2 separate regions of the Homo sapiens genome follow, and region 1 is linked to region 2. The links are chromatin loops, found by intact Hi-C in ENCODE. Cell type or tissue: psoas muscle. All regions are shown on one strand. Each heading gives the region's core, and the rest is flanking DNA. Links, peaks and the distances in the headings are about the cores only. Region 1 overlaps INPP5F (inositol polyphosphate-5-phosphatase F). Region 2 holds the start of LOC105378513 (a long non-coding RNA gene).

Region 1 (10,379 bases), core at 984-8,983, 54 kb after region 2:
ATAAATGAGAGGAGATTTATTATTGGAATTGCTCATGTGACTATAGAAGCCAAAAAGTCCCACAATCTGCCATCTGCAAGCTGGAGAACCAGAAAAGCCTGTGGTGTAATTCAGTCCAAGTCCAGGGGAGTCAATGGTAAAAGTCCCAGTCCAAGTCCGAAGGCCTGAGAACTGGGAGGCTGATGGTTTAAGCCCCAATCTGAGTCCGAAAGCTTGAGAACCAGGAGCTCTGATGTCCAAGAGCAGGAGAAGATGGATGCCCTGGCTCAAACACAGTGAATTCATACTTCCTTTTTGCTTCTGTTCCGGCCCTCAACAGACGGGATGATGCTCACCTACACTGATAAGAATGGGTCTTCTTTACTCGGTCCACCAACTCAAAACGCCAAGTATCTTCTGGAAACACCCTCACACACATGACCAGAAATCATTTTGTACCAGCTTTCTGGGCATCCCTTCCCAGTCAAGTTAACACAAAAAATTAAACATCACTGCCAGATCCGGTGGTGTGTGCCTGCAGTCCCAGCTACTCAGGAGGCTGAGGTAGGAGCATCACTGGAGCTCAGGAGTTTGAGACCAGCCTGGGCAGCATAGTGAGACACTGTCTCAAAAAGTAAATAAATATAAATAAAATTTTTAAAATTAACCGACTCCCTACTCATGACCTTGCCTCTAAGGGGTACTGCAACTACGTATTTCTAGACATGGCTCACCATCCTATTGACATACAGAAAAGATATACATTTAATCCACCAATGCATGTCCAGCAATCATTTTTATTTTTATTAACATTATATAGGGAATATATTAATATATCCCATTTTTTGAAAGTTTAAACATTACAGATAAAACTGAAGTTCTCTTTGACCACTATTCCCCACTCCATGGAAATTCTTTAAACCTAATCCAAACCCTGCTTTCTTAGTTCTCTCACATAAGGAGAACAGGAGAAATGGAAAGTAACCAGTTACCATTCTTGGCACTAGTCCTTTTAATTTTACTTGAGAACTTAAAATGACTTATGTTCACAGCATACAACCATAATTTATTTTGTAGGTTCTATTTTCACCGCTCTTTTGGACACTTTCCAGTTTATCTCTATAAACATTCATGTGAGGAACAAGGGTAAAAAGGAAGAGAAGGTGCATTTACTAATGAGTCTCAGGTGTTTACTTCCTTTAGTATGCTCTAATACTGCACACTACATTCCTGAGGCAAAGATTACCTTTCCTAGGTCCACTGGAACAGTCACAGAGAGGCTGGGAAATGGTGAAACAGAGAGCACCCATCAGCCTGAACACTCACACGGTTGTGCAATTATGACTTGAGGAGCTAGCACAGGAGAATTCATAATTTTTTTCCTTTTCTTTCTCTCCCTTTTAAGAGACAGGATCTCATTATATTGGCCAGGCTGGAGTGCAGTGGCTATTCACAGGCACGACCCCACTACTGATCACAGCGTGGGAGTTCTGACCTGCTCCATTTCTGATCTGGGCCAGTTCACTCCTCCTCAGGCAACCTGGTCGTCTCCCCTCCCAAGAGGCTGCCGTATTTGATGTCAAACTTAGTGCAGACACCCAATCAGCATAGCTCACTCCAGCCCAGAACTCCTGGGCCCAAGTGATCCACCTTAGACCTCTACTAGCTGGGACTACAGGTATGTGCCACCACACTTGACAAGAATTTATAATTATACTGACATACCAACAAATATTAACCCAAAGACAGAGGTGCATACTATATACTCCAAAGTCTTTTGTAGCATAATATTTAAATACAAACATTTCTTGAAGGACTTCTGCAGATTATGCTCAAAACGCCACAGAAGAGTCTATATTTGCACTGGATACATCAGAGGATGGAGACATGTTGGTAAAGAAGGAAAAAGATAATCTGAAAAGGGGAAAAGTCTGCTCGCCTTTCCTTTCTTCTCTGTAACATTGCCAACAGGAATACTCACGTTCCTCTGTCATTTCAAATTGACAGTCTAAACTAAAAAATGTAAACCAAATGACTCGTTGCTTTTTATATATATTTATAGTTGGTTTTAAGGTTATACTTAGATGCATACAAATTTCAAACTATTCTTTCTGGTGACTTGAACATTTTGTTATTTTTGAAATGATTCTCTCTACTTCCTGCCTTAAAGTCTACTTTGATATTAGCACAGTGACACCAGTTTTCGTTAGGCTAATATTCACACAGTTTCTATGCTTTTACTTTCTGTATTCATATCTCTAAGGCATTTGTCTTGAAAGTAAGCATGTAGATGGATTTTATTGTTTTTCTAGTATAAACATCTTTGGTTTTTAATTGAAGCATTAAGTCTACTCATTTGTTATGTAATGTCTGACATATTTAGGAATCAAACTATCATCTTACTATTTGTCCCATTTGTTCCATACATACCTTTTCTTGCCTTCTTTTGGATTAAGTTTTTAAATCATTATTATTCTGCTTTTCTCCTTTATGAGCTTTTTACAATATTTTATTATTCTGTTAGTGGTTACACTGTAGGGGATAACATGAATCCTAATTTACAAAAGCCTAATGTAAATTTGTACTTTTCCAGCTGCTGGACAGTGAAAGGACTTAGAATACCAACTCCTCTAACTCCCCATTGTTACTACTATTGTTGTGTATTTTAATTCTACATTTAAAGTTAAGCCCCATGTATGATGACAAATTCACTTAAATTTACTATTTCCCCTTTCCATTGATCTTCATTTCTTCCTACCCCTCCATGCTCCCATCTGGAATCATTTTCCTTTTGCCTGAAAATCTCTCTAGGTTTTTTTTTTTTTTTTTTTTTTTTTTCTGGAGACAGAGTCTCACTCTGTTGCCCAGGCTGGAGTGCAGTGGCATGATCTCAGCTCACTGCAACCTCTGCCTCCCAGGTCCAAGGAATTCTCCTGCCTCAGCCTCCCAAGTAGCTGGGATTGCAGGCTCCCATCACCACGCCTGGCTAATTTTCATATTTTTAGTAGAGACAGTGTTTTACCATGTTGGACCAGGCTAGTCTTGAACTCCTGACCTCAGGTGATCTGCCAGCCTTGGCCTCCCAAAATCCTGGGATTACAGGTATGAGCCACTGTGCCCAGCCCTCTCTAGTATTTCTTTTAATGCAGAGACTGTTGGTGACAAATTCTCTGTTTTTATTTGTCTCAAAATGTCTTTATTTTTAATTTCTGAAGGTATAAAATTCTGGACAGGCACTTTGACGATGTCATTCCATTGTCTTCTGGCTTCCATTGTTTCTATCAATGCTTAACATGCCTTTGAATTTAATGTGTATTTTTTTCTTTGGCTGCTTTTAGGATATCCTCTTTGTCTTTACTTTTCATCAGTTTTACTATGAGGTAACTGAGTGTGGTTTTCTTTATGTTTTTTCCTTGGATTCAAAGTACTTCTTGAATCTGTGGCTTGTATTTATAGTTGGTTTTAGAAAATTCTTGGCCATTATCTCATCAAATACTGCTGTTGTCAGAAACAGAACCTCTGACTAGTTTTCTTGATCTCGTTTTTAAAGTGTATGAAATATCCGTAAATGACCCTGTGATGGTTAATTTTGTGGGTCAACTTGACTGGGAAGGGATGCCCAGATTGCTAGTAAAACATTATTTCTGAGGGTATTTCCAGAAGAGATTTGCATTTGAATTGGTAAACTGAATAAAGACTGCCCTCACCAATACAGGTGGGCATCATCCAATCCACTGAGGGCCAGAATAGAACAAAAAGGCAGAGGATGGGCTACCTTGCTCTCTAAGCTGGGACATCATCTTCTCCTGCCTGCAGACATCAGTGCTCCTGGTTATCAGGCCCTTGGATTCCAACTGAGACTTACATCACTGACTCCCCTGATTCTCAGTTTTTGGGCTTGGACTGGAACTATACCACCAGCTTTCCTGGTTCTCCAGATTGCAGATGGCAGCCTCCATAATCACATGAGCCAATCCCTTATAATAATTATCTTTAAATAACAGATCTCTGTAAGTAATAATTTCGGTATAGATGTTAAATCTCCGTCTCTCTCTCTCTCTCTCTATATATATATATATAGTATATAGTGTATACAGAGAGATTAATTAGTATTTATATATAGTATATAGTGTATATCTATATAGTATATATATACACTATACACACACACACACACACACACACACACACACACACACACACAGTTTACCCTTGAACAATGCAGGAGTTAGGGGTGCTGACTCCCCATGCACATGCAACTTTTGGCTGGGCACAGTGGCTCACACCCGTAATCCCAGCACTTTGGGAGGCCGAGATAGTTGGATGACCCGAGCTCAGGAGTTAGAAACCAGACTGGGCAACATAGCAAAACCCCATCTCTACAAAAAAAAAAAAAAAATACAAAAATTAGCCAGGTATCATGGCGTGCACCTGTAGTCCCAGCTACTCAAGAGGCTGAAGCATGAGAGTCGCTTGAACCTAGGCAGTCGAGGCTGTAGTGAGCTGAGATCACGCCACTTCACTCCAGCCTGTGTGACAAAGCAAGACCCTGTCTCAAAAACAAAAACAATATCCACATACAACTTTTAACACCCCCAAAACTTAACTATGAAAAGCCTACTACTGATTAGAAGCTTAATAACATAAATAGTTGATTAACACATATTTTGTATGCTGTATTATATACTGTATTCTTACAATAAAGTAAGCTAGGCTGGGCACGGTGGCTCACACCTGTAATCCCAGCACTTTGGGAGGCCAAGGCAAGTGGATCACCTGAGGTCAGGGGTTCGAGACCAGCCTGACCAACATAGTGAAACCCCATCTCTACGAAAAACACAAAAGATTAGCTGGGCGTGGTGGTAGGCACCTGTAATCCCACCTACTCGGGAGGTTGAGGCAGGAGAATCGCTTGAATCCAGGAGGCAGAGGTTGCAGTGAGCTGAGATCGTGCCACTGCACTCCAGTCTGGGCGACAAGAGGGAAACTCTGTCTCAAAAAATAAATAAATAAATGAATAAATAAAGTAAGCTAGAGAAAAGAAAATGTTATTAAGAAAACCACAAGGGGCCAGGCGTGGTGGCTCACACCTGTAATCACAGCACTTTGCGAGGCCAAGACAGGCGGATCAGCTGAGGTCAGGAGTTCAAGACCAGCCAACATGGTGAAACTCCATATCTACTAAAAATACAAAAAATTAGCCAGGCATGGTGGCGCATGCCTGAAATCCCAGCTACTTGGGAGGCTGAGGTAGGAGAATCGCTTGAACCCGGGAGGCGGAGGTTGCAGTGAGCCGAGGTCGCACCACTGCACTCCGGCCTAGGCAACAACAGCGGAACTCCATCTCAAAAAAAAAAAAAAAGAAAACCATAAGGAAGAGAAAATGTATTTACTACTCATTAAGTGGAAGTGGGTCATTATAAAGGTCTTCATCCTTATCTTCATGTTAAGTAAGCTGAGGAAGAGGAAGGATGAGAACGGGTTGGTCTTGAGGTCTCAGGGGTGGCAGAGGCAAAAGAAAATACACTATACATGAACCCACACAGTTTAAACTTGTGTTGTCCAAGGGTCAACTGTGTGTGTTTGTGTGTGTGTGTGTGTGCACACGCCTGTGTATGCAAGCACATGCGCGCGTATACACTATTGGTTCTGGAAAGCCCTAATCGAGATTTTGGTACCAAGCAGCAGGGGTGCTGCTATAACAAACATCTAAAGATGTGGAAGCAGCTTTGGAACCAGGTAATGGGTAGAGGCTGAAAGAGTTTGGAGGTGCATACTATTAGAAAAAGCCTACACTGCCCTGTGTGAACCTTTAAAGGTGATTCTGGTGAGGACTCAGAAAGAAGAGAGATGAGCTGTAGAAAAAGCCTCAATCTTCTCAGAGAATTCCTAAGTAATCCTGAGCAGAATGTCAGTAGAAAACATGAACCGTGAAGAGCATTCTGATGAAGTCTCAGATGAAAATAAGGAACGTGTTATTGGACAATATGGAGATGATCCTGGTTATAAAGTGGCAAAGAACTTGGTTGAAATTTGTGCATGTTCTAGTATTTTGTGGAAGGGAGGACTTAAGAGTGAAATTGGATATTTACCTGAGGCAATTTCTAAGCAAAATGTCAAAGATGAAGTTTGCCTCCTCCTGCCTGATTATAGTAAAATGCGAGAAGAGAGCTATGACTTAAAGACAGAGTTGTTAAGCAAAAATGAAGTAGAACTTAAAGATTTGAAAAGTTCTAGCCAGACTATGGAAATTTTTAAAAAGGCCCGTTCAGGGGAAAACACTACAGGTGTGCCCAAGTCCCTCTGATAAGGAGAGTAATATGGGTGTGAACCATGGACTTAAGCCACTTCAGCAGGAGAACAGCCAGTGTGAGATGAAAGGGAATGAACTGGGAAGGAATGAAGGATGGCTATCAGTCTTCCTGGGTTTTACAGGCCAGGACCATAGAGCTTTTTGGCAGAGAATGTGCACTATTCTTCAAGACAAAGGCAGAACAAGCCCAAAGGTGATTAAGAGATCATCAGGGCTGCTTCCTTGGTTTCAAAAGGGGTAGGCAGGGACTGCATTATTCAACAGGCAAGATGGTCTCTGCCAGATGCCGTGAGGATAGGAACAACCAGCAGGGCCCTAGGGGCACAACCCTTCCTGGGTAGAGCCGTGGAGGCAGGGCCCCCACCTCAGCAGGTCTGGAAGGTAGAACCTCTACCGCAGTGGGCCTGAAGTGCAGAACATGGACTCAGTGAAGATTATTCTCGAGCCTTAAGATCTCAAGGAGTTTGTCTTATAGTTTGGACTTACTAGGGCTCCACTGCCTCTTTCTTCTTTCCTATTTCTCTTTTGAAAATGGAAATGTCTAGCCCAAGTCTGTCCCACCATTGTATTTTCTAAGTACATAACTTGTATGGTTTCACAGGTTTGCAGCTGAAGAGCAATTTGCCTCAGGATGAATCATATCTTGAGTCTCACCCACATCTGAGTTAGATGATATTTAAACGAGACTTCGGATTTTTTACTTTAAGAGTTGATGGTGGAATGAGTTAAGAGTTTAAGAATGTTGGGATTATAATGAATGTATTTTGCATATGAGAAGAGCATACATTTAGGGGGACAGGGCAAAATATTATAAGCTAAATGTTTATGTGCCCACAAATTCATACAGTCACCCCTCAGTAACTGCAGGGGATTGATTCTAGAACCCCCTATAGATACCAAAATCCTCAAATGTTCAAGTCCCTTATGTAAAATGGCATAGTATTAATATTTCCATATACCTATACACATCCTCCTGTATACTTTAAATCATCTCTAGATTACTTATAATACCTAATGCAATATAAATGCTGTTTATAGTTGTTAATATTATTTTTATTGGGTTTTTCTCCTGAATATTGTCCATCTGCAGATGTGGAACCTACAGATAGGGAGGACCGTGACTGTATGTTGAAATCCTAATCCCCCATATTATGGTATTGGGAGGTGGGGCCTTTGGTAGATGATGAGGTTATTAGGGCTACATCATCACAAATGGGATTAGTGCCCTTATAAAAGAGACCCAGGAGAGCTCCCTCACGCCTCCTGCCATGTGAGGACTCAGTGAGAAGAGGCCATCCATGAATAAAAGGCAGCCCCTCACCAGACATCAAATCTTCTGGGGCTTTGATCTTAGGCTGTCCAGCCTCCAGAGCCATCAGAAATACATTTCTGTTGTTTACAAGCCACCCAGTCCATGACATTCTGTTACAGCAGCCCAAACAGACAAAGAACTATTATACACAGTTGACCCTTGAACAACACAAGTTTGAACTGCAAGGGTCCACTTACATGGAGATTTTTTCCAATCAAATGCAGATTGAAAAATACAGTATTCGTGGAACGAGAAACCCACATAAACAGAGAGCCAACTTTTCATATACGGAGGTTCTACGGGGCCAACTTCGAGACTTGAGCATGCATGGATTTTGGTATACGTGGGTGGTCCTGGAACCAATCCCTCCTCTTCATACCAAGGGACAACTGAACTATGATATTAACATGCTAAGAGAAACAAATAATTAGGAAAATATCTTAATAGTTTATTCCAAGGCATATTATGCTCCAATTATGCTCCAATTTTATTTACAAATCTTTGGTATGAATGTAAATTGAGTCCTAAGTGTGCATAAAACCTACTTCATTGGTATCTGCTGCAGAAGCTATTAATTGGCTATTTAGCACTTTTAAGTGAACAGAACGTGAGTCTATAAAGTAGGTTTTATGCACATTTATGCATGAATTTAAATTTCAACTAAAAATATGAATTCACAGTATGTTTAGTGAATTTTTCTGTTTTACATTTAAAGCCATGTCTTAAAAAAAAAAAAAAACTACATTAAGAGAAATGTTTTGTCCCCCCTAATGGAAGTAGAGCACCATATATCCCTGATTATATTTCAGGGAACAACACACATCAAGTAAATGGAAAAACAAGTAATGCTACCACCACGCCAGTGCTGGTTTGTTCAACGTCAGGTACCTAATAGCTAAAAGTACATCACATTAGGCTTCTAATGCTCTCAGTGACTAAAGAGCCAACTATTAATTTGTTCATCTTCCAAACATAGCAGCTATTCCATGTTTCCTGACTGGTTGCTCTGTTCCTTACTAAAGTTTCCTAAGTCTCGGTTTATAGAAAACTGACAATGACTCATAGGGAGAGCATCTAGAGCAAGAGACATTTTTAATAGGCTCTATTTCAAAAGTACCAAATGGTGCAATTAGAAGTATATTCTGCTTAGCCTGTAAAGCTTAAGACTGTAGTTAAATCCCTAAATAAATCTGCCATAAAATGAAATAACCTTGAAATAATCTATTATACTCTAAAAAAATATAAACTCTTGTAACTATAAGAAATAGAAAAGACTTAGAAAACTAGAAAAGTCTAAATTATTAAGTACTGTTGGGCAAAATGATTTTCTATATAAAAATGTATTTTTCAGACAACTACAGCTTATCCCCCTAAAGTACTAAAATGTTTTCCTATATGTTTATTGAAAGCTTCAATACTTTCCTAGCCACTAAACTCCAGCATACTAAAGACAATCAGGATTTTTACTCACAATACAAGTTAATCATCATAAAGATAAATTAATGCTTTGAAAAGTGACATAAAAATGCTTCAAGGCTGGAGGTTATTGGTCCGTACACAAAGGGAATCAAGCCCACGGGCTGTAACAGACCTGCTATCCAAGTCAATTAAATAACCTTCATTTTTTGCTGTCAATGGTTGTTACTGGCCAAGCCTAAGTGAGAACTTAACAAATTTATCGAGAATCTCCTTTCTTAAACACAATTAGCTTTGACAATAATTTGACTGGAATTACTTTTAAATGTTCAGTAAGATAAAAAGTCCAAAAGGTAATACAAAGGAGGAAATAAATACAGAAAGCACCTGTATAGGTGGCCCACACAGTCATTTTTACCTTAATAATCCTCCTTTTCTTATTTTTATTCTTTAAGAGACAGGGTCTCACTAGGTTGCCCAGGCTGGAGTGCAGTGTCTATTCACAGGCATGATCATAGCACACTGTAGCCTCGAGCTCCTGGCCTCAAGCAGTCCTTCTTCCTTCAGCCTCCCAAGTAGCTGGGACTACAGGCACGCGCCACTGCACCCAGCTTTCCTCCCCTCTTTCTGAGGCTAGAAAACAAACCTTTAATATGGCTGCTACTGAAATCACTGAAGAAAACTGGAGTTTAAGAACAAATGGGTTTATGACTAGAAAAAGGAATGAGAGTGGAATAGCATGAGGCACGCTAGCCTGCCTCTCAAGTATCTCTCTGCCTGAAAACATAAATATCTGCCATGCCACTTAGAGATATGCTCAGGAATAAGAAGCATACTTGTGTAACCACACTCTGGGGAGCTCAGAACTGTGGGTCGCATTCATGTGACTTCTTCAAGCATCACTTCTACCCGGGAGGTGGAACCATCTGCACCAAGGAGACGGGCTCAAGACTAGGAACAAGGGAGGTGGGAAATTCTGAAGCACAAAATGTAGCAACAAGCTGAGGGGAGCAAAGAGAGAAGGACGAAGCACTCAGCATCTAGGTACCTGAGGAGAGAAGAAAAGGAACAGGAGAGAAGCAAAAACAAAACCAATGAGAAGATACCGGAGAATGTAATCCTCTCACACCACTTAGCTGCCTGCTTCCAAGACTCAAGTCTGTTAAGAGAATGGGTCAGCTAAATTATAGTTAAAGAATCTTCTAAGGGTTAACCAGGAATCTGGTCACCAATGAAAATCTTACTTCTAGGCCAGGCGTGGTGACTCATGCCTGTAATCCCAGGACTTTGGGAGGCCGAGGCAGGTAGATCACTTGAGGCCAGAAGTTCGAGACCAGCCTGGCCAACATGATGAAACCC
Region 2 (10,379 bases), core at 935-8,934:
CTGCAGAAATTTGATCCTTACCTCTCTAAATACCAACACCTTACCATAATGTGATCTCCTCCCCTTTCCCCCTGCAAATAATTTTAAACAAATAAGACCTTGGATAAGAATGCCTTTATTCTTGAGAGAAGCAGTATACTCACCTCTCAAGTTTCTTCTCAATTATGGGTAAATCCGATCCCATGGCTTGCTTGGTGATCTGCAGCATCTCTGCAATGCACTGAAGGGTATCTGCAACCCAAATATAACTGCCTGCCAATTTCTCCATAAACATACTAAAAAAAATAGCAGTTCTAACCCATTTAGCGCTGAATGAAATTTGTCGTCGTATAATTAAATACAAATTTATTTGCTTCGATTTATAGAAAACTGCCACCTGTTCACTAGTCTCCCCCACTTAATTCACAATGTTCTAACATTTTAAAAGAACAAAAGCAAAAGAATGAAATCGGGGAATAAAAGTTTGTTCTAGTTCATGTTTGTTCAAGCACTGTGACAGATGCCAAGGCAACAGCCATGAATGAGACAGGCATGATTCCTACCTGCTACAAATGAAAAGAACATGACATGTGAAGAGCCTTGACACCCATACGATCACTGATGGGGCCAAACTCCCTGAGAATCCCCGCTAAAGATTCCCTTGCCCCAGACTAAATAATACATTCAGATAATTTCCCTGGGTTGCTGGAAACAGAGTTGCTATTTCAAGGTCTCATATTCCAAAGCTATTCCCTGGACCCTCTCTCATTCAGTTGGTTATGATATGAAATGTCCCCAATTCCATTTGGGCTTTTAAGAATAAATAGAAAGTTTTCACTGAATACTTTCATCTCTTCCTCTTTTTACCTTTTCCATCCTCTTCAGGATTACGCATTACAGCTCGCAATGTGTGGAAATAGCCACTCGCTTCTTTGTATCTGTAGTGCAGTCGCATGCAGGAGAACTTTGGCTTACCAAAAAGAGTGGGTTCAGGGCCTAAAATCCCAAATGAATACGTATAAAGTTAAATGTTTCACATAACATTTTCTTCTATTATCTTAAAAAGACCCAACACATTTTTCTTCATAATATAAATGACAGCACACAAAATACAAACTTCTGGTGACCATTTGGTTTGATAAGGCTAGAAGAACTCTTTCAATTTCAATCATTTAAGCTTTCTTGATCCCTGGGGTAATCTTCACAAGGTAAATAATAAAAGGAACACAGTTATTATGATAAGACCATATCTATCACTAACCTATAATGAATAGAAAGGAAGTTCTAAGAAGTAGACAGCTTGGAATATCCCTTTCTGGTTTCTAACAGATGTTATACTGGTCTCCAAATTCCACTGTAAGAAGAGCCGACATTTCTGCCTTAGGATTTCATACCTATTCCCTAGACCTCATCAAAATGCTACTAACAACAAATGGAAAATAATAGTGAAGAAAAGCATTTGTAGGTGAAACTTAAACCAGGTTCTTGCTTAAATAATTTGACCCCCTCTTGGAAACAACAGCATTTGCTTTTGATGACTTGATTAGTATGTTAAAACTTACCTATTTCAATTTTTTCCAGGTTTTCTAGACTTAGTCGTTGATACTGGTTTACTTTATCAACTTCATCATCATAACTAGATAAAAGGAAATGAAGTTAAAAGAGGATTTAAATCAAAAGCATATTTGGCTTGTCAGGGAAGGCATAATAGCTGCAAACTGTTACATACAGTTAACAAAATCTTCCACAGCACATACATTCTGGGGTAAAATGTTAAACATAAGAACTCTGTTAAAAATTAAACAAGAATAACATATATATAGTTCAACAGCTAAGGGAAAATAAGTTTACACATCTAACAGTTAAAAAAAGCAACTACGGCCAGGCGTGGTGGCTCACACCTGTAATCCCAGCACTTTAGGGGGCCGAGGCGGGTGGATCATGAGGTCAGGAGTTCGAGACCAGCCTGACCAACACGGAGAAACCCCGTCTTTACTAAAAATACAAAATTAGCTGGGCGTCGTGGCAGGCGCCTGTAATCCCAGCTACTCAGGAGGCTGAAGCAGGAGAATCACTTGAACCCAGGAGGAGAATCACTTGAACCCGAGAGGCGGAGGTTGCAGTGAGCAGAGATCATGCCATTGCACTCCAGCCTGGGCAAAAAGAGCGAAACTCCATCTCAAAAAAAAAAAAAAAAAAAAAGCAACTACAAGGTTAAAATATTTTAAGTTTTATAAAAACTCATATAAAATGAAAACAAACCTAAAACCTAACTTACAAGGCAAACACATGCGCGCGCGTGTGCACACACACACAGAGCAAGAGACGGAGGGAGGCAGAGATGAAGGGAGGGAGAGAGAGAGAGGAGGGAGAAAGACAGAAAGAGAAACAAACTATGTATTTGGGAACAATACAGCTGTTAAATCTGATATCCAAAATCGAGAATGAAAAATCCATATGATATATGCCAACAGGCATCTGGGCAAATGACTAAAAAACAATAGTTTACACAAAGCCAAAAATAAATTGAATATTTACTTAGTAAATACAAATTAGAACAATTCTGGTAAGGTGTGAGGAAACAGGTGCTTGTATTTTGCTACTAGCACTGTTCATTGAGAGTCTTTCTGGAGATCAATCTGACAACAAACCACAAAAGTCATAATTCATCATACCCTTGTAACCAAAGAAGTGCGCAGGCACATGCACACACACACACACACACACACGTTATTGCATAAAGACAACTGCATCATTGGTAGTAACAAAAAATTGTAAGTAATTTAATACCTAACAGTGAGGAAAAACTTCACTATAGTAATGCAAACAATGATACGTGGTCATTAGTGATAAAAACGTATGGAATACATCAAAACCTGGGAAATATATAGGAAATAACACCAAATGCCAAAAGAATACACTATAACATAAACATACTAATTTAACTGTAAAATCTTGCTTTCAAACCGATAAAGATAAAAGGAAGTTAGAATGACGTAACAGTTATATAAGGTAAAGGGGTTCAATGAAGTTTCATAAAATACATAACAAAACCATATTCTCACATTTTTTTGTTACGAATTCTAAAAAGAAAATTTACTCAAGTTTAAAAAACAAAATCAAAACCTTTAAATCAATAAGCAACTTACTAGGCCACGTAGTAGGCAGAGTTAGAAAGCAGTAACAGCACATCCACGTCTCTGTGAGTAGCATCAATGAGGCTAAACAAATATGACACAGGAGATTAAGTATTTTCATTTCCATCTGCATTTTTTGCCAAGCATATTTCTACAGCAGAGCTACTTAGGACAAAAAATTGGCCAGGGGGAGGGAAAAGAAGAAGGTAATCAATGAGTTCTACTGCAGTTAGATGTAATACAATCTATCCATTTGGACAGTCTTTAAAAAACAAGGAAAAGCAGATGTGGGAAGTGAGGGATGGAGCGTAGAGAAAGGCAGCCAAAGGAGGAAGGAGTCCCTCAGGAAATGGGATAATTTGAGGTGGGGGACTGGTGGTATTGGAGGATGATAGAGAAGCAGTTAAGGGAAGAAGAAAGAAATACGTGAGAGTGAGAAGGGAGAAATCATCTAAACTATCTCACATTATCTAATCTTCAAAATAACACACTATACATTCAGGATATCTTTACATTCATGTGGAAGGCATCTTTTGAAAGACTTTTACATTAATACAGTATTTATGTGCAAAAATGGAACAAGTCCAAGCTACTTTTGCATTTTTGTCATTATAGATTATTTGGCTTTCAATAAACAAACACTTCCTTATTCCATTTTGCCATATTTATACCCATTCTAAAATCAATGATGAAAACAAGAATTAGAATCCAGGTAGTGTTCATGAACCATGAAACCAAAACTACAGTAAAATGTACATCCTTGTAAAATTACCAATAAGAAAATTCTTAAAGTATAAAATCTACAAATAATTAACAACACAGGCAGAATCTGAATTAAGGTGAAACTTTTAGTCTAATATTAATCTAACAATAATAGCCTTTCCAGCAAAAGAGAGATGTTTCTGCATTCTTATGCTGGTCTCCAAATTCCACTGTAAGAAAGCCGACATTTCTCCCTTGGGATTTCATACCTATTCCCTAGACCTTATCAAAATGCTACTAATAACAAGCAGAAAATAATAGTGGAAAAAAAATTTATTAAATCTGCGTAAGAATGAGGTCATTGTTTAACAGGTACTGCAGGGAAGGATTTACCATAATCTTAAACTGCAGTTTTTTACATCAGAGACACCTCGTTGTAGCTTGAGTCCAACAGTCTTAATCTAAAACAACAAATTCACCTCAATTTGCACGTACAATAATATATCAAAAAATACAGCAAATGACATAATGAGATGCCAAGACCGGGAACACACAGATCGATTCTAGGAGCCAAAATCTGAGCATTAACCAATTAACCAATGGGAAAAGGAGACCGATCCAGACAGCTTCATAGAGAATAATACCAAATAACACTGTAAAATGTTAAGTTTTACGCGTTGATACTTACGTGCACTCTGAAAATTGTTGCTTGAGCCAAGCCATAAAAATTACGTCATGACACATTTTAATATGAAATAAATTCTACTACTAATTACAGTGTTACTTTCATCCTAGCTCCTATTTTGGCATTAATATTTACATCAGCCAAACATGATCCCCAGTCAAAAACATTATGTCCTTAACAAAAAGCACTTGGCACGTAACAGGCAGTCGGAAAATGTCAACCCTCCCCCCACCCCCAATTTTACTGAAGTCTTAGCTGCAGTAAATATTTAATTCCCTCCCCACCCACCCTTCCCCTTTAAAAAAAAAAAAAAAAAAAAAAAAAGCACGTTCAATACGAACAAGAAACAAGACAAAAACCCTTTAGGTATTTCCCCACCCCCCACGTCTGCAGCTCTGAAGAAGCTGCTCTATTCGTTTTTGTTTTCCCGCCACTGGGGCAAGCCCTCCTTCCACACTATGAAGACGAAAATTGCCAGCACCACATGAAGCCCGACCACTGCAACAATGGTCGCATAAAAGCCGCTGTCTTCAGGGGACATCAACATCAGACTTTGGAAAAGAAGTAATTTGCAGGAAAAATATAACCCCACAGGAACTTTAACCATAAGCCCTGCAAAAAGGAGAAAAATCTTGAAAGTCATAGCCACAACGCCCTCAGACTTGGGCTCGGCTGCTGCGGCAGTGGCAGCCCGCTGCGCGGTAGGCGGAGGCCTGTGAGAGCGCGGCATCGTCAGTCAGTCCGTCCGTCTGTCCGTCCGTCGATGCCTCGAGGCTCAAACAGCTGCCTGCACCCAACCTCGCGCCTGCAGCGAATGCGGCGAATGCGGCAACTGCGACGCGGCAGTGCCAAGTCACGCCCAGGGGACACGTCTAGCTTCCGGACGCCCACTTCCGTCCTCGGCTGGCGGCCAGTGCGCATGCGCGCTCCATCCTGCGCATCCTACGCCTACCAACGAGGGCACAGACCCCGGCCCGGCGGGGGAGGGGCGCCAGGGTGGCCACTCCCGCGAGAGTTCGCTGGCGCCTTCGCCTTCGTCAGGGACAGTGCCTGCGGCTGGAGGGGGGCGCTGGCGGGCCGGGCGAGGGTACTGCACCGAGCGTCTGGCCCCTAGGCCATCGCATGCCTAAGAGACAGTGGCTGCCGCGTGCCTGGCCACTCCATTACCACTGCTGGACCGGGCAGGCGACCTGAGCGCACGGAAGCAAGTCGAAGCAAGTTGGGAACACCACTTGGCTTAGCGGAGAGGCGAGGCGGGCCCTGCAGGTCCGTGGTTTCCTCTCCAGTCTCAGAGCCTCTTTCCCGCTGTCGATAGAGTCGGGGGTTTCCTGCGATAACGGGCGGGAAAGGACAAGAAAGGCAGAGAGGTCGGCCCTGGCCACGATGGAGTCTGTCTAAGGTAGCCCGGACAGAGCTGCGCTCAGCCTTGCATGGGAGAAGGGCCAGGACAGGCACGGGCGTGCTGGACAGTTCCCGGTTTCTAGTTCTCTGTATCCGGCGACCAATGCCCTAGGCCGCGACCCCGCAGCCAGGCCTACTTCCCTGCTGGGACTGCGCATTTCCAGAATGCTTGCCTGTTTTTCCACCAGATATTTAAACGCAGCTGGGACTGCAGTGAGGTGAGTGAGGTACTGGTCTCTGGTACAGATTTTAAAGGGTGTCATTAATTTTGTCAACAAGACAATTGGTGCAATATTTTTTAAAATCAAAATTAATGCAAAAATATGATAAATATGATGGACAAAGCATCAAACATTTAAGATAGAATACATCCCTGTAGTTGCATAATCGTACCTCACTCACTTGACCCTAATCCCAACCCTGTTCCCAACAAAACTTTATTTACAAATCAACAACCCAATTAAAAACTTGGCAAAGCGTTTGAATACATGTTTTTCCAACTAAGACACAGAAATAGCCAACAAGTACAAAAAAAAAATCCTTAACATCGTTTGTCATCAGGGAAATGCAAATCAAAACCACAATGAGATACCACTTCACACTAAGTAGGATGACTGCATTTAGAAAAAAAGGAAAATAAGTGTTGGCAAAGATTGGAGATATTGGAACCCTCCAAACTGGAATGTACTGAAATACATTGCTGGTGGAAACGTAAAACGGCGTGGCCACTGTAGAAAATAGTTTGGCAGTTTCTCAAAAGTTAAACAGGATTATCAGATAATCTGGCCATTTCCACCCAAAAGAACTATTTAATAGAGACAGGTGTTCAAATGAAAACCTGTACACAAATGTTCATAGCAGCACTACTTACAATGGTTAAAATGTGGAAATAACCCAAATGCCCATCAAGAGAAGAATGAACAAAATGTGGTCTATAATGAAATACTATTCAGCTACAAAAAGGAATGAAGTTCTGACACATGCCACAACATGGATTAACCTGGAAAACATTATGCTAACTGAAAGCAGCCAGTCACAAAAGGCCACGTATTATATTATTCCACTTGAATGAAATGTCTAGAATACGCAAATGCAGAGACGAAGTAGATTAGTGGTTGCTTAGGGATGGTAGTGTGGAGGGTAAGGAAGTGACAGCTAAAAAGTACGGGGCTTCTCTTTGTGGTGATGAAAATGTCCTAAAATTGACCATGGTGATGGCTGCACAACTCTGAATATACTACAAACCACTGAATTATATATTTTAAATAGGTGAATTATATGGTATATGAATTATATGTCTCAATAAAACTGTTTAAACACACACACATATTCCAGGAGTGGATGGTTCAGGCAGGCAGTGAGAGCAAGTCCCCAAGTCTGGGAGCTGAGCCTTCCGCTGCCTGGCTCTCCAGAGACCCGCAACCCCACTTCCACTTCCAGGGCCACCTCTTGTCCTCCACCAGGAGCCTCTGTTCTGGGTCAACATCTCCAGCTGAGCTGATGGACTGTACAGAGGTTCTATAGCAAACTCGGCCCAAGAGCAGGTTTCCAAATCTCTCATCAAGAGAAAGGGGAACAGAGCACCACTAGGAAAATCTTTAAGCCTTGCAGTAAGTGGAAGAAAAATATCGGTGGCAAATTCAAAGAAATCTCAGCAGTATTATTAGCAAGAATCACACCCACAAGACAAAGACATGCCTGTACAAAGAGGAGTTAATAAAGAATTCTGTAATCTAGATGGAAACGCAATAGTTACTTTGAAAACTCAAACAGCACATGACATCCGCTGTCCACCAAGAGTAATCCATAATCCACGGAAGAGGAAAATGTAGGAAGAAGGTAACAGTTCTCTATTTGAAAAAGCATCACCTCTAGAAGAAAAGAAAACACTTGAAAACCATTCTGAGAGCCAGCCCCTGCTCCACCTCCTCCAGCTAGCTCCTCCTGTGCCCCAGCCTAAACCCCTAAACCACCTGGCTCTCCAAAAGGGGCTCACAGTGGAGCCAGCCACAGGGACATTAAGTGCCTTCCATTAGAAAAATACCAAGACTCCTGGTAGGCAGGCCTCATCCTGCTACGCAAGCCAACAAGGAAAACATGACCTGAGAAGCTGTTGGCTCCAAAGTATTGGCTTCACTAGCTCCTACATCCACCTCATCCTGTCCCCAACCTTCAAAGGAACAAGTTTCTAGCAAAACGTTAACCACGGGGACCACCAACAGCAAGGAAAATCTAGCAAGCGGCCAACACCTCAACCATTGTGAGATGCAATCAGTCTGGCGTGGTGAGCTTTAGAGGAGATCTTTCCGGAACAGAGTGGAGAGTCTCAAAATTTAGCAGCCATGCCTGTCTCCAAAGAGCAGACCACACACAAATTCCACAAGTCAGTGACCCTTGTGTCCTGTGTTCTACCTCCTCCTCTTGACAATTAACACGTCATTCCCTCAGACACTCCTGCTGTCCTGGTTAGTGATGGAGCTCCCCTGCCCATCTCTGCCTTAGACCCAAGTCAGCTTCTCTGGACTGAAGAGCCAACAGACAGAACCACTCTGCATCAGACACTGGTTTACACATCAGAGAAGACAACATTTTCACAACCAACAATACATCAGGAAAGACAGCACCTCAGCTAATGATTCCTACATTGATGGGAAGATCTTCAGAATCTTTCAGTGTCCCAAAGGATGAAGATCAAAGGGAATCACTGAGCCAGTGACTCTGACGGGTCTATTTTGGATACCAATGACCACAAGGAAGAAGATAAGGATGGCAGTGGAGGCTCTGGCACGTAACACAGGTAAAGAATACTCTCACAATCACTCTTGGCAACTGACCATCTAAGAAAGAATCAGAGGAAAAAACACTGTTTAGCAACATCTGAGCAAGAGAGTCAGGGAATCCGACAACAAATTGGAAAGTAATTGGGAGACTTAGAGGCCCCCAGTGGAAGCTATCCCAAAACAATAAAGAAGTAGAGGGCTGGGCACAGTGGTTCACACCTGTAATCCCAGCACTTTGGGAGGCCGAAGCGGGTGGATCACGAGGTCAGGAGATCGAGACCATCCTGGCTAACAGGGTGAAACGCCATCTCTATTAAAAATACAAAAAATTAGCCGGGCGTGGTGTCAGGTGCCTATAGTCCCAGCTACTCAGGAGGCTGAGGCAGAAGAATGGCGTGAACCCAGGAGGCGGAACTTGCAGTGAGCCGAGATCGCGCCACTGCACTCCAGCCTGGGCGACAGAGCGAGACGCTGTCCAAAAAAAAACAAAAAAAGTAGAAGAAACAAGAAACAAACATACAACTAAAAGGCAAACTCAGCAGAAAGCTCAGCCTGAGACCCACAGTGGGGCAGCTGCAAGCCCTGGACCAGGTTAGCATCTAAAGGCAAAGCAGCAATAAGGATTAAACAAAATGAACTTAAAGGTTTCATTGTCCATCATGCCATGTGAGACTATCTGGGTCATCTTTAGGGGTAGCCCCATGTGCTGAAAACCTGATAACGCACTGAATGCGTGTGTTTCAGCTTCACTTGTCATGAAGGAGAGTGGGCAGCTGCTTTTTGGGGAAGAACTCCTCAGCTGTACAGCCCAAAGGCAGCAATGAGAAACAGGAAGGATGCACTGGCCCTTGCTGTCTAACACGTGTCACTGATGGTAAGTTACGTGTGACTGATGATAAGTTACGTGTGACTCATGGTAAGTTATTCTTCATTGGGAACTTTTATTATTTATTTATTTATTTATTTATTTATTTTGAGATGGAGCCTCACTCTGTCACCTAGGTTGGGGTGCAATGGTGTGATCTCGGCTCACTGCAACCTCCGCCTGCCGGGTTCAAGCAATTCACCTGCCTAGGCCTCCCAAGTAGCTGAGACTACAGGCACGCACCACCATGCCCAGCTAATTTTATTTTTAGTAGAGACGAGGTTTCTCCATGTTGGTCAGGCTGGTCTCGAACTCCTGACCTTGTGATCTGCCCGCCTCAGCCTTCCAAAGTGCTGGGATTACAGGCGTGAGCCACCGTGCCCGGCCCTAGGAACTTTAATTAAAGAAGATGAACAGAAGATACTCACTGGCTCCCTGTTATCGGGAAGTCAAATTCTATAGTGCTGGATTAAAGAAAAATAGGATGCATTTACTGGGCACTGGACAGAGGTGGGAGTCAAAAATCAGGAAAAAAAAAGAGAAGCATTTCATCATGTTAATGAAGAAAAGAAAACTGAAGCACAATGTCATTTCTGAGGCAGATATTTGGTAGCTGAGGACTTAAAAGATTTGAGACTCTAATCACCCAATGGTGACTTTTTTTAAGAGACAGTGTCTCACTACATTGCCCAGGCTGGTCTTGAACTGCTGGCCTCAAGTGACCCTCCAAACTCAGCGTCCCCAAGCACTGGGATTACAGGTGTGAGCTACTGTGCCCAGCCAGTGATTTAAAGACCTAATCCTAGAAGACTATTCTTGTTTCACCATAG

The links. A loop is a pair of places that touch in the nucleus more often than their neighbours do. Peaks named below come from ENCODE experiments on the same cell type or tissue, not always from the same donor. Only the 100,000 strongest peaks of a DNase experiment are listed, where the experiment ranks them.
Region 1: a loop joins it to region 2, with 1.8 times the contacts of the local background. A loop is called at or near these places in 23 of 110 quality-filtered maps.

Annotation. Positions count from the first base shown.
Region 1 is chr10:119,759,546-119,769,924 of GRCh38, reverse strand. The region is part of intron 2 of INPP5F (inositol polyphosphate-5-phosphatase F); the gene reads right to left. It also overlaps the pseudogene RN7SL846P. Among named protein-coding and RNA genes, the nearest start is that of INPP5F, 39 kb to the right of the region's middle. In psoas muscle, for the core only: no CTCF peak of the experiment used is centred there; no DNase peak of the experiment used is centred there; H3K27ac peaks cover 592 bases.
Region 2 is chr10:119,813,667-119,824,045 of GRCh38, reverse strand. It overlaps INPP5F (inositol polyphosphate-5-phosphatase F), which reads right to left. Exons shown (of 20, transcript NM_014937.4): 16 at 3,129-3,200; 17 at 1,542-1,615; 18 at 847-975; 19 at 144-231. It overlaps LOC105378513 (a long non-coding RNA gene), which reads left to right and starts at 5,789. Exons shown (of 3, transcript XR_946359.3): 1 at 5,789-6,122; 2 at 9,429-9,558. It also overlaps the pseudogene PHACTR2P1. RefSeq lists a silencer at 8,287-8,449 and an enhancer at 9,860-10,029. In psoas muscle, for the core only: no CTCF peak of the experiment used is centred there; a DNase peak (open chromatin) is centred at 5,415; H3K4me3 peaks cover 765 bases.